Regions from separate parts of the Mus musculus genome. Here region 2 is linked to region 1. The links are chromatin loops, found by intact Hi-C in ENCODE. Cell type or tissue: heart. All regions are shown on one strand.

Region 1 (5,000 bases):
GGGATCCCGGCTAGCGCCGGCAGTGCCGAGTGTCCTCTAGCAATAAAAGTGTCTTCTGTGACTCTAACCAAGCTGTGTGCCCTTCACTTTATACTGTGGGGTTTCCTGGACATGTATCGATGTACCGGGGCCAATCGGTCTTCCTCCATAAAAACACAGAAATGACCCACAAAGCCTAACTGCGGAAGAGAATGCAGGGCCGTTTTATTTTTTTTAAGGAATGCTTGACTTTCTGGAAACCTACAGAACTGGGCAGGAAAAAACCCTTTTCTCCTGTAATAGGAGTTGGGGGTGGGGGGAGGCAGACTGGAAATGTGCCTCCTCAATTCTTCCTTCCTCTCGGTGTTCCAGGGAAGTGATGCGACTGCTGTGAGGTCCCACCCTGTGGCTATAACCTGCAGCGCCCTCAATCACGTTCCGGACTTTTTTAGGCTTCTCACACTACCTTCCCATCCCGTGTTCCAGAGACCTGAAAGCAAGTCAGCGACAGTGTCTCTCCCATCTGTCCACTGGATGCTGGCCAGTGAAACCAGACTGATGGCACCTCGTCTATCTGCCCTCTCACCCTCGCTTTGGACCAGGACTGATCTGGAGAGCTCTGTGAGGGCGCTGCCTTGGGTCCCCGAGGATAGAGACAGAGCACCTCCTCCCCGCTCCCATGTATGCAAAACCCACAATTTGTCTCCAGAGTCACCTGTGAAAGTCTATGCCACCAGATTCCCTCTATCTTAGCTGGTGCCCCAAACTTAGATTGGGAGTTCATGAGCGCATGAACCAAGGCACTGCTATTAACTACAACCAAAGGCTTGGAGGCAAGGGCAGGAAAGAAGAAGTAGTCTGGAAAGACGTCGTCAAACAACCGAAATGATGGAGAGTCCGCCCTTGCAGTTCATAAGGCACTGCCCTGAAGACAAGAAAACCAAAGCACAGACCTTCTGGTCCTCGGGCTCCCAGACAGGAGAGGCATCCTGACTGCTGGGGCCCCACTCCCTTTGGCTTATATTTGGATGTTGTGGGGCGGCCTCCCTGCAGAATCTTCATCGCCCTTCAGACTCTTCCTTCCAGGCTCCTTCCACCCATGTCACAGAGGGAAAAAGTCAAAACACAGAATCACTCCCCCCTCGCTGCTGTGTACCACATGAAGCCACCCAGGCTCACAGGAAGCCAACTTCATCTGCCCTCTGGTTTATGACCTTGCTGAGCTTCCACGGCAAAGTCATGTGGATCATCACTTCTCAACCTTCCTTCCCAAGCAGAAACAGAGACTCTGGATTCTCTAGCCCAAAGCCAATGAGCTACTTCCTCAGTAAGCGAATGGTCACAGACTGCATCTCACTCCCTCCGTACGGTGGAAGATGTCTCTTAAGTTCATTTAGATTCTCAAATATACGGCGCTTAATTCAAGGAGCGGGGGAATGCCTCTGTCATGCAGTTTATTTTTAAAGACGTGCATGTGTGCAGGCGTGCCCATGTGCATACGTTGCATGCATATCCATGTGCGGGAGGGCACACACGTGCACAGGCAGAGAGACTAGAAGAGGGTGTTGGGTGTCCTCTGCCACTTTCTGCCTATTCTTCGGAGGCAGAGCAAGTCACAGCGATCCTCTGAGTGGCACACTCAGTGGGGTTTGAGACCTGCAGGGGTACACGGCTTATTGTGCAGATGCTGAAATAACCTAAAAATCTAGTCCTTGTGACTGGCATCGAGTGTTCTTAGCTACCGAGGCATCTCTCCAGCCCTGTTTTTTCCCCATTTGGAGAAAGGGTTTTATGTCTAGCCTCAGACCAGCTGGGGGATGAGACTCCTGTCTTCTCCTTCCAAGTGCTCAGGTGACAGGTTTGTGTCACCACACCCAGTTTATACAGTACTAGGTACTGACCCAAGGGCTCTGTTCATGTTACCAAGCTACACCCCAAACCTTGCCATATGGTTTTTACTGGCTCTGTGGGCCTTGTCCATACAGCCAAATACCAGGTAGTAGGAGTTTCCTACTCAACCCTAACCAACCAATGAAGTTATTTATTTTGGGAATAACCTACATGGTCAGATTTTTTCTTACTTAAATGTTGAAAATTGGCCTCCATGTCTCTGTAAGACACAGGAAAATGCCACAGCTAACACGATACAACAGAGCCACCTAGGAAAAGAGATCCTCAGCTGAAGACTTTCCCTGATTGGACTAGCCTGTGACCATGTCTGTGAGGCATTTTCTTATTCATTGGTGTGGGATTGTCCATCCCACTGTGGGTGGCACCATCCCTAATAAAGTTGTCTAAGAAAGTGATCTTGGGCTGTAGCAGAATGGGGGCAGGGGACTCCTACTTTGAATTCCTGTCTTGGCTTTCCTTTATTATTGACTATGTCTATAAAGGCAAACCAAACCTTTCCTGCCAAATGCTTATTCTGGTCAGTGTTTTTACTACAGCAACAAGAAACCAAACCAGGGCAAATGGTCTTATATTGCCCAATGCCAGGCTATATACCAGTCCCCCGATGGTGTGTAACAGGCCTTCAGGGAACTATTAGCTTCCTTGAGTTTCCAAGGTTTCAGGAGCCCTCCACAGGATCTAAGAGGCTCTCTGCAGAACTAGTTAATGACAGGACCCTGGTTATTAGCTTCTCTGTCACCTGGACACAGCCTAGAGGCATCCTGAAGGATTGCCCAGTTCAGTCTCCCCTGAGGCCATACCGTGAAAGATGGTCTTTATTGGTGATTGATGTGGGATGGCCCAACCCATTGTTGGCTGCACCAACATTAGTCTGATGGGCCTAGGCGACATAAGATGAGCATGAGCCAGTGAGTGATAGGAATGTAGCCTGAGGCTAGCACAGGGATATCTGGAGCGCAGAAGGTATAGTGTTTTCTAACCTGACAAGCCAGGGTGTTTGCAGGTAACATTCAGAGCTCTTCTTTCTAGTCCAGGAGCAAGGGGAGGGTATGCCAACTATCCAAGATCCCAGGAAGCAAAGAGCCTGACCTACAGAAAGTAGTAGGACAACACTGCCCTCTTGTGGTCACGATGTAGAACTGCACCAGCGGACACTAAAGCACTTCCTTAGACATTTATTGAGATGTCTTAACTATAGACCATACAACCAGACGAATGGCAAATATCCTACATTCAACTAGATGTGACTAACATAAAAACATCTTGACATAATTATCATTGCTCTGAAGGGAACAATCGCATTGTAGAAGCAGCGACTCATGTTCAAAGACTCTTGAGGAAAGAGTCAGATAGACCTGGACACTCTAACAGAGCTCTGATCCGAACACCTGGGATAGGACAGCCCAATTCTTATCACATCAAAACCTCTATTGTGGGGCTGGCGAGATGGCTCAGAGGATAAGAGCGCTGACTGCTCTTCCGAAGGTCCCCGAGTTCAAAACCCAGCAACCACATGGTGGCTCACGACCACCCTTAATGAGATCTGACGCCCTCTTCTGGTGTGTCTGAAGACAGCAACAGTGTACTTATCTATAATAATAAATCTCCTTTTAAAAATAAATCTCTATTGTGTGACTTTTCATGGAGAGGTATGTGTATTCACCCAATATAACAAAACAAAGAAACGATTCTCCCGAAGTCTGACTAAGCAAGCCAGTGAGTTTACTGGGGTTTCTTATCGGACGGAGCATAAGAAAGGGGTTTCTCCAGCTGGAGTATGGGTAACTCAAAGGCAAATGAGTCAATGAAAAGTCCACCTTGGTTCAGCTGATGCCTCGTGAAACTGGCACGGTGGGGGCTTTCTGTACAATTTACAATCACCTCTCCCCATCAGCTGTCCACTGCTTTTATAACTTTGGAGAAGGCACCTGTGAACCCTTCAACCTTAAGCTCCCTATGCTTCGGAAGTTTCCTTTGTTTCCCACATCTTATGAACCTGCCGCCTCCCTCTGAAGGAAGAACACAACATTGTAACCTTTACTCCCGCCTCCAACTTCCCAAGCTTTGAAGGAGACGAGAGGTCTGCTTATTTTCCTGCAACTATAACTGAGCTTTGGACCACTGTGGCGCATCCATAACTTGGAACATGAATGGGTTATGAGTTTCTGCAATATACCACCCGTGACGAAAGGCTTCCCTCCACGACTGAGGTTGACAATCGTAACCAATACGAGCATAAACACAAATATTCAGAAGGCAAATCGACAGGTATATCCCGTCCACTAAACAAAATAGCAGCTGCTTCGCCCAGTGTGGCCTATGACAACCTCCTCCGTGGGCTTTGCGTTATGGTATCAGAAGTGAGTGAGCTTCTAGGGAATGGGCCCCGAATCCAAACAGAAAGCAGTTAGGTGCGCCAACAACAGTAATGCCATGACTTCATGAGCAGGCGATTTCTGCCTGGCGAGTTGGCAGTGCAATAAGCAGAGCAGGACCACCCATGACAATTCTTCCCGAGGACCTTGCACAATGTCTTCTACAGCTGTAAAAGTCACCCAGCAGGAAGGAAACGTTCTACTTAATCTCAGCCTGATTTCTCAACGTCCTGAAACCAAAGCATATAGTGTCTTTGGTAATAGAGGTTTGGCACGCAACCACCAATAATGGTAATAGGCTTTATAGCTATGGCCAAGAGATTATAAAGGAGTATTAAGGGGATGGTGGCACATGTCTTTAATTCTCACACTCTTGAGGAATAAAATAAGCAGGTCTCTGAGTTTGATACTGGCCTGGACTCCATAGTAAGTTCCAATCCAGTCAGGGTTACATAGTAAGACTCTGTCTCTTTAAATGAAAAAAAAAATGTACGGAAGTAACTGAGTCCTGACATCAGGATCTTCATTCAACAATTGCTGTTCAAGATGCTTTTCCAAATTTATAAAGCCATCAAAGGTTAGCATAATATATGCATATATATGTATATATATATGTGTGTGTGTGTGTATATATATATATATATATATATATATATATATATATATATATTCTTGCAGAAGATGGGTAAGATCCTGGAAGGCCCCAGCACTGTCCATTCTAAGCAGTCACAATTG
Region 2 (5,000 bases), 590 kb before region 1:
TGCATGTGTATGTGTGTGCATGCATGTGTGTGTATATGCATGCACGTGTATGTGTGTGTATGCATGCATGTGTATGTGTAGGCCCAAGGTTGATGCTGAGAAGCAATCATTCTAGGTCCTTCTTTTCCTTCATTCACCAAGGCAGTCTCTTAAGGGAACTGCAAGGCCCACCACTGTGGCTGGTCTGGATAGCCAGCCTGCCCTGGCAATTCTGTCTCTACCTTCTGAAGCTAGGGTTGCAGCTGGCCTACTGCAGTCAGCTGGCATTTCCGAGAGTTCTGGGAATCTGAACTCTGCTTCCCAAGCTCTTGAGACAAGCTCTTTGACCACTGCGCCACCTCCCCAGCCCCTCCACCTGTGCTGTGACCGTCACAGGTCGGATGTGGGATTTTTCCACTTGTGGTACCCTGTTGACATCACAGGCTTCTGACTGGAGATATTTCAGAGTTTTGGCTCAGAGAGGGTCAACCCACACAGAGCTGCCCAGAACTCTTCAGGGACTTGCAGAGCTCCAGTCTCATCTGGAAGGTAGGTACAGGAGCTGGCCGGGCTGCATCTCTCTCCTCTCCCAGCCCACTGCTCACTAACTCTGAACACGCGGGGCCACACCGTGTGGCTTGGTCTTTCCCTTTGTGCATACTGCCTGTGCCTGCTCGGCATGGAATGTCGTCCCTTGCACAATAGGCGTGGAAGATGGAGGTGCTACCTCCACTGTGTGCACAGGGAACACGGACAGAGCAGAAGCTAGGGGGTCTGTCTGAGAGAACAGAGCAGGGTTTGGAAATGCTGTGTAGATGGAGCTGATTTCTAAGCAGAGTAAGGTTGAACAGAGATGGCAAAGAACAAGGAACAACAGGGCCCCAGCAGGATCCATAGAGGTGGGAGCCGGGCCCCATGCTTGCTGCTGAGAGCTCATGGAAGAGAAGCTGGACCAAGGCTCTGCCCCAATCATAGACTCTGAGCCTCCAGGACTGTGAGCTACATAAGCCTTCCCCTCCCCATCTCTCACTCTCATTTGTATGCACGTGTGTGTGGGCCAGAAGTCGCTTCAGGGGATACTGATGGCTTAGAGGGTGCACTGTGAGGGTTCGGGCAGCATGGGGCTTGGGGAATCTTTGTTCCCCACTGCCAGTCTACAAGGGCCTACATCATGTAGCCCCTGGATGCGATCACCACACTCCTCCTCCTTTTTAAGATTTATTTTTTACTTATGTGCATGTGTGCACCTGTATGAGTTTATGTGCACCATGTTATGAGCCCATGGAAGCCAGAAGATGCCCTAACACTGGAGTTATAGGGGGTTGTGAGCCGTCTTATACTGGGAACTTAATCCAGGTCCTTTGCAAAAGCAGCCATTACTGCTGGACTATCTCTCCAGTCCCCCGACACCTTTCCTCCTTTCACCCTATCTCTGTCACTTGCCTTCTCCTTCTTCCCATCCTTGCCTCAGATGGCTCTTGACATACGAAGCTTGCTCTAAACTCCATGACCTGTACCCTCATCTGTTTTCCTCTGCGGAGAGTACTCACCTGCCCCTCAGATCTCTGCATCTTGTCACAGAAGTCTCAGTTCAAAGGTCATTCCGTCCTTCTTGAATATTAGCTCCAAATCACAGACCGACCTATGGACCCCCCTCCAGCACCCTCACCGCACCCTCCTTTGTTATCTTCCTGGTACATTCCCTGTATTCAAGGACCCTTTACACGCCCTCCCAAAGGCAGGTAGGAAGCCAGAGAGCCATGGAAGCTCCACACTGAGGGTGAAGAACGTGAGAAGTCTAAAGAAGAAAAGCAAAGAAGGCCTAGTCTTGTGTTTTTGTGTAAAGGGTGAGAAGTGGAGATGAGATTAAGCCCTGAGTGACAGACAAGTCATTGTCACTTTAGAAGCTTGGCACATCTTCAAGATGAAAAAAGGGATGTGTGAGACACTTTCAGGACGACTCCACTGTGTCCAGATGGTCTCTCTCTCCCATCCCCAGCTGTTTAAGACCGTGACCGGGTCTGATTTGCCTTTGTGCCTTCCCTGTGTGGAGCACAAGGCATGATATCAAGCCTATTTATGAGATGCTGAAACATTTTGACACATACAAGCTGATCAATTCCCCTAAATTCTGAAATACCTTGCCTGTGGGTCCTTTGCATCCTGCATTGTTGATTCACAAAGTTCAGTGCTCAGAACACCCTCTCTGCTGATTGATCAGTGAGTACGAGATGATTACTTGTTTCTTTGCCCCAATCAGGTCCAAACTCTATACTTGCAATTCCAAATTTCACCACTAGGTGCCAGGCAAACACAAACTTTAACAAACAGGTCAGGTTTCTTGAGACTTCTAGCCAGGCCTTTAATTCCCACATTAGGGAGGTAGAGGCAGGAAGACTTCTATGAGTTCGAGACTAATTTGGTCTACAGTGTGAGTTTCAGGACAGCCAGGGCTATACAGTGAAATCCTGTCTTGAAAAACAAAACAAAAAGCAACAAAAAAGAGAACTTGTAATGAAAATACACCCTAAATTGAAACAAGACACATACATATAGATATATATTTAAAACTTATCATATTGAAATAAATTAAAAGTATGATAATACCCACAGTTGGACAGAGTTGGAGAAACATGCCGCATTCGTGCTCTGTTGGTGGGAATGTAAATGAGAGCGGCCTCCCAGAGGGCAATTTGGCAACGCACATCAAAAGCCTTCAACATGTGCAAACCCTTTGGTGCAACAATCCAACTTATAGACATTTATTGTATGGAGATAATCACAGAAATAAGCCTTTACTTACTCCCAGGATGTTGAGTGTAAGGATGAAAAATTGTCCATATAAATGGCATAACTTAGAGACTGGCTATATAAAATGATACATGTGATCAGATACTATGTAGCCATTACATCTTGTAACAGTTTTTAATGATGTGGGAGTGTCTCATGATATTTCAAGTGAGAGAGAGAAGTGTGTTCCTAGAGGCTTGGTTTTTTTTTTTATAGTGGAAGTATGCGAACAAAGCTGCGTATAAAAATGTTAAAAGAACATGAAAATAGTGAGCTATTGTCTGTGGATGGTAGGAGGAGGATTGCTTTTCCCCCTTTGGTTGCCTTTTTCTACTTTCCTAATGTTTTACAATAGACACGACCATGCATTTATTGCAACAGTAAGGTCCTATTAACAAGCCCTTGGGGGCATGAAGGACAGACAGCCTCTGTTCAGGAAGGGCATGGAGACAGTGACCCCAGAGCCCCGTCAGCTCTGACCCCCTTGAGTCCATACATAACCTGCCTCACAGATGTGGGTGGCCCCTGTTGCCCCTGTCCCTTAGCCACTCCATGGGCCGCACATGTGGACTTCATTTCATCTAGGGGTGTGGGGGCAGGGAGAGGCGGAGTGAACGCAGACAGCACAGGCCGGGGATCCCAGCACAGCCCTTCGCTCCAGCTTGCCTGTTCTTTCTTCCCCTAGGAACTGCTGAGAGCCTGGTTCAATGGGAAAAAGAAAATCGCTCCCCTACCCCACCCCGACCCTGGAGTTTGCCAACAAAGTAAACACTGCTTCTAAGATTCCCTCAAACAGAAACACCAACACTAAGCTGCAGCAGCGAAACAGCTGTTCCTAAAACCGATCGGTCTCAACGCTGGGTTTCTGTCCAAATGCTTGGCTGTACGCTGAGCAGATTAGAAGGGTTTCCTCATTTATTTCTTCATTACATTTCTTATTACACCATCCTATCTATCTATCTATCTATCTATCTATCTATCTATCTATCTATCTATCTATCATCTATCTATCTATCCATCCATCTATCATCTATCTATCTATCTATCTATCCATCCATCCATCTATTATCTATCTATCTATCCATCTATTATCTATCTATCTATCTATCTATCTATCTATCTATCTATCATCTATCCATCCATCTATCATCTATCTATCTATCTATCTATCTATCTATCTATCTATCTATCTATCATCTATCTATCCATCCATCTATCATCTCTATCTATCTATCTATCTATCTATCTATCTATCTATCTATCTATCTATCATCTATCTATCCATCTATCTATCACCTATCTATCTATCTATCTACCTACCTATCTACCTATCTATCATCTATCTATCCATCCATCTATCATCTATCTATCTATCTATCTATCTATCTATCAATCATCTATCTATCCATCCATCATCTATCTATCTATCTATCTATCTATCTATCTATCTATCTATCTATCTATCGTGACTGTCCATATGTATATGTGTGCAGGCGTGCACACCACGGTGTGTATATGGTGTGTACTCCAGCTTTGTGGGGTCGGCTCTCTCATTCCACCTTTTACATAGAATTCCAGGAGTCAGGTTTGCATGGAAAGTGCCTTTACCCACTGAGCTATCTTTCTGGTCCTTCCTTCCATTCTAAAAAACAATTATGTATCTAAATCATTTTTTGACATTTATTTTAAGTATATGAGAGTTTTGTGTGTTTGTATGTGTGGGTGCCTGATGCCCGTGGAGGTCAGAAGTGGAGAATGGAGCCTCTGGAACTGGCGTTACATGATCACAAGCCACCATGGACACACGGGGAACCAAACCTGGGCCGCCAGAAGAACAAGTGCTCTTAACTGCTGAGCCATTGCTTTAGAACATTTTTTATTTGTTTTTGAGATGGGGTTTCATGTAGCCCAGGCTGACCTCAGCCTCAATATGTAGCTAAAGATGACTTTGAACTCCGAACCCTCCTGCCTCTACTTCCCAAGTGTTGGTATTACAGCTGTAGACCAGTGCTCCAGGTTTGTGGGGTGTGAGGGGCCCCAAGATGTATGCATGCTATGTGAGCAGTCCACCCACTGAGCTCTATCCTCATCATGAAAGTTTTATCTTGGAGGCTTCAAAGATGGCTCAGTAGGCAAAGTACTTGCTGGGCAAGCATGAAGACCTGAATTGGGGTCTCCAGCACCCAAGTAAAAGCCAGACACGGTGGCATGGACTTACAATGTCAGCACTG

Evidence for each region. Hi-C counts contacts between places; a loop is a spot of excess contacts. Peaks named below come from ENCODE experiments on the same cell type or tissue, not always from the same donor. Only the 100,000 strongest peaks of a DNase experiment are listed, where the experiment ranks them.
Region 2: a loop joins it to region 1, with 9 times the contacts of the local background. A loop is called at or near these places in 17 of 42 quality-filtered maps.

Annotation. Positions count from the first base shown.
Region 1 is chr11:50,938,104-50,943,103 of GRCm38, reverse strand. It overlaps 4933414I15Rik (RIKEN cDNA 4933414I15 gene), which reads left to right. Exons shown (of 2, transcript NR_168570.1): 2 at 352-1,404. Among named protein-coding and RNA genes, the nearest start is that of 4933414I15Rik, 3.1 kb to the left of the region's middle. In heart, a CTCF peak has its summit at 3,020 (motif pointing left); no DNase peak of the experiment used is centred here; H3K27me3 peaks cover 1,635 bases.
Region 2 is chr11:51,531,782-51,536,781 of GRCm38, reverse strand. The region is part of intron 5 of Col23a1 (collagen, type XXIII, alpha 1); the gene reads right to left. Among named protein-coding and RNA genes, the nearest start is that of Phykpl, 50 kb to the left of the region's middle. In heart, CTCF peaks have their summits at 2,058 and 2,269; no DNase peak of the experiment used is centred here; H3K27ac peaks cover 307 bases; H3K27me3 peaks cover 1,290 bases.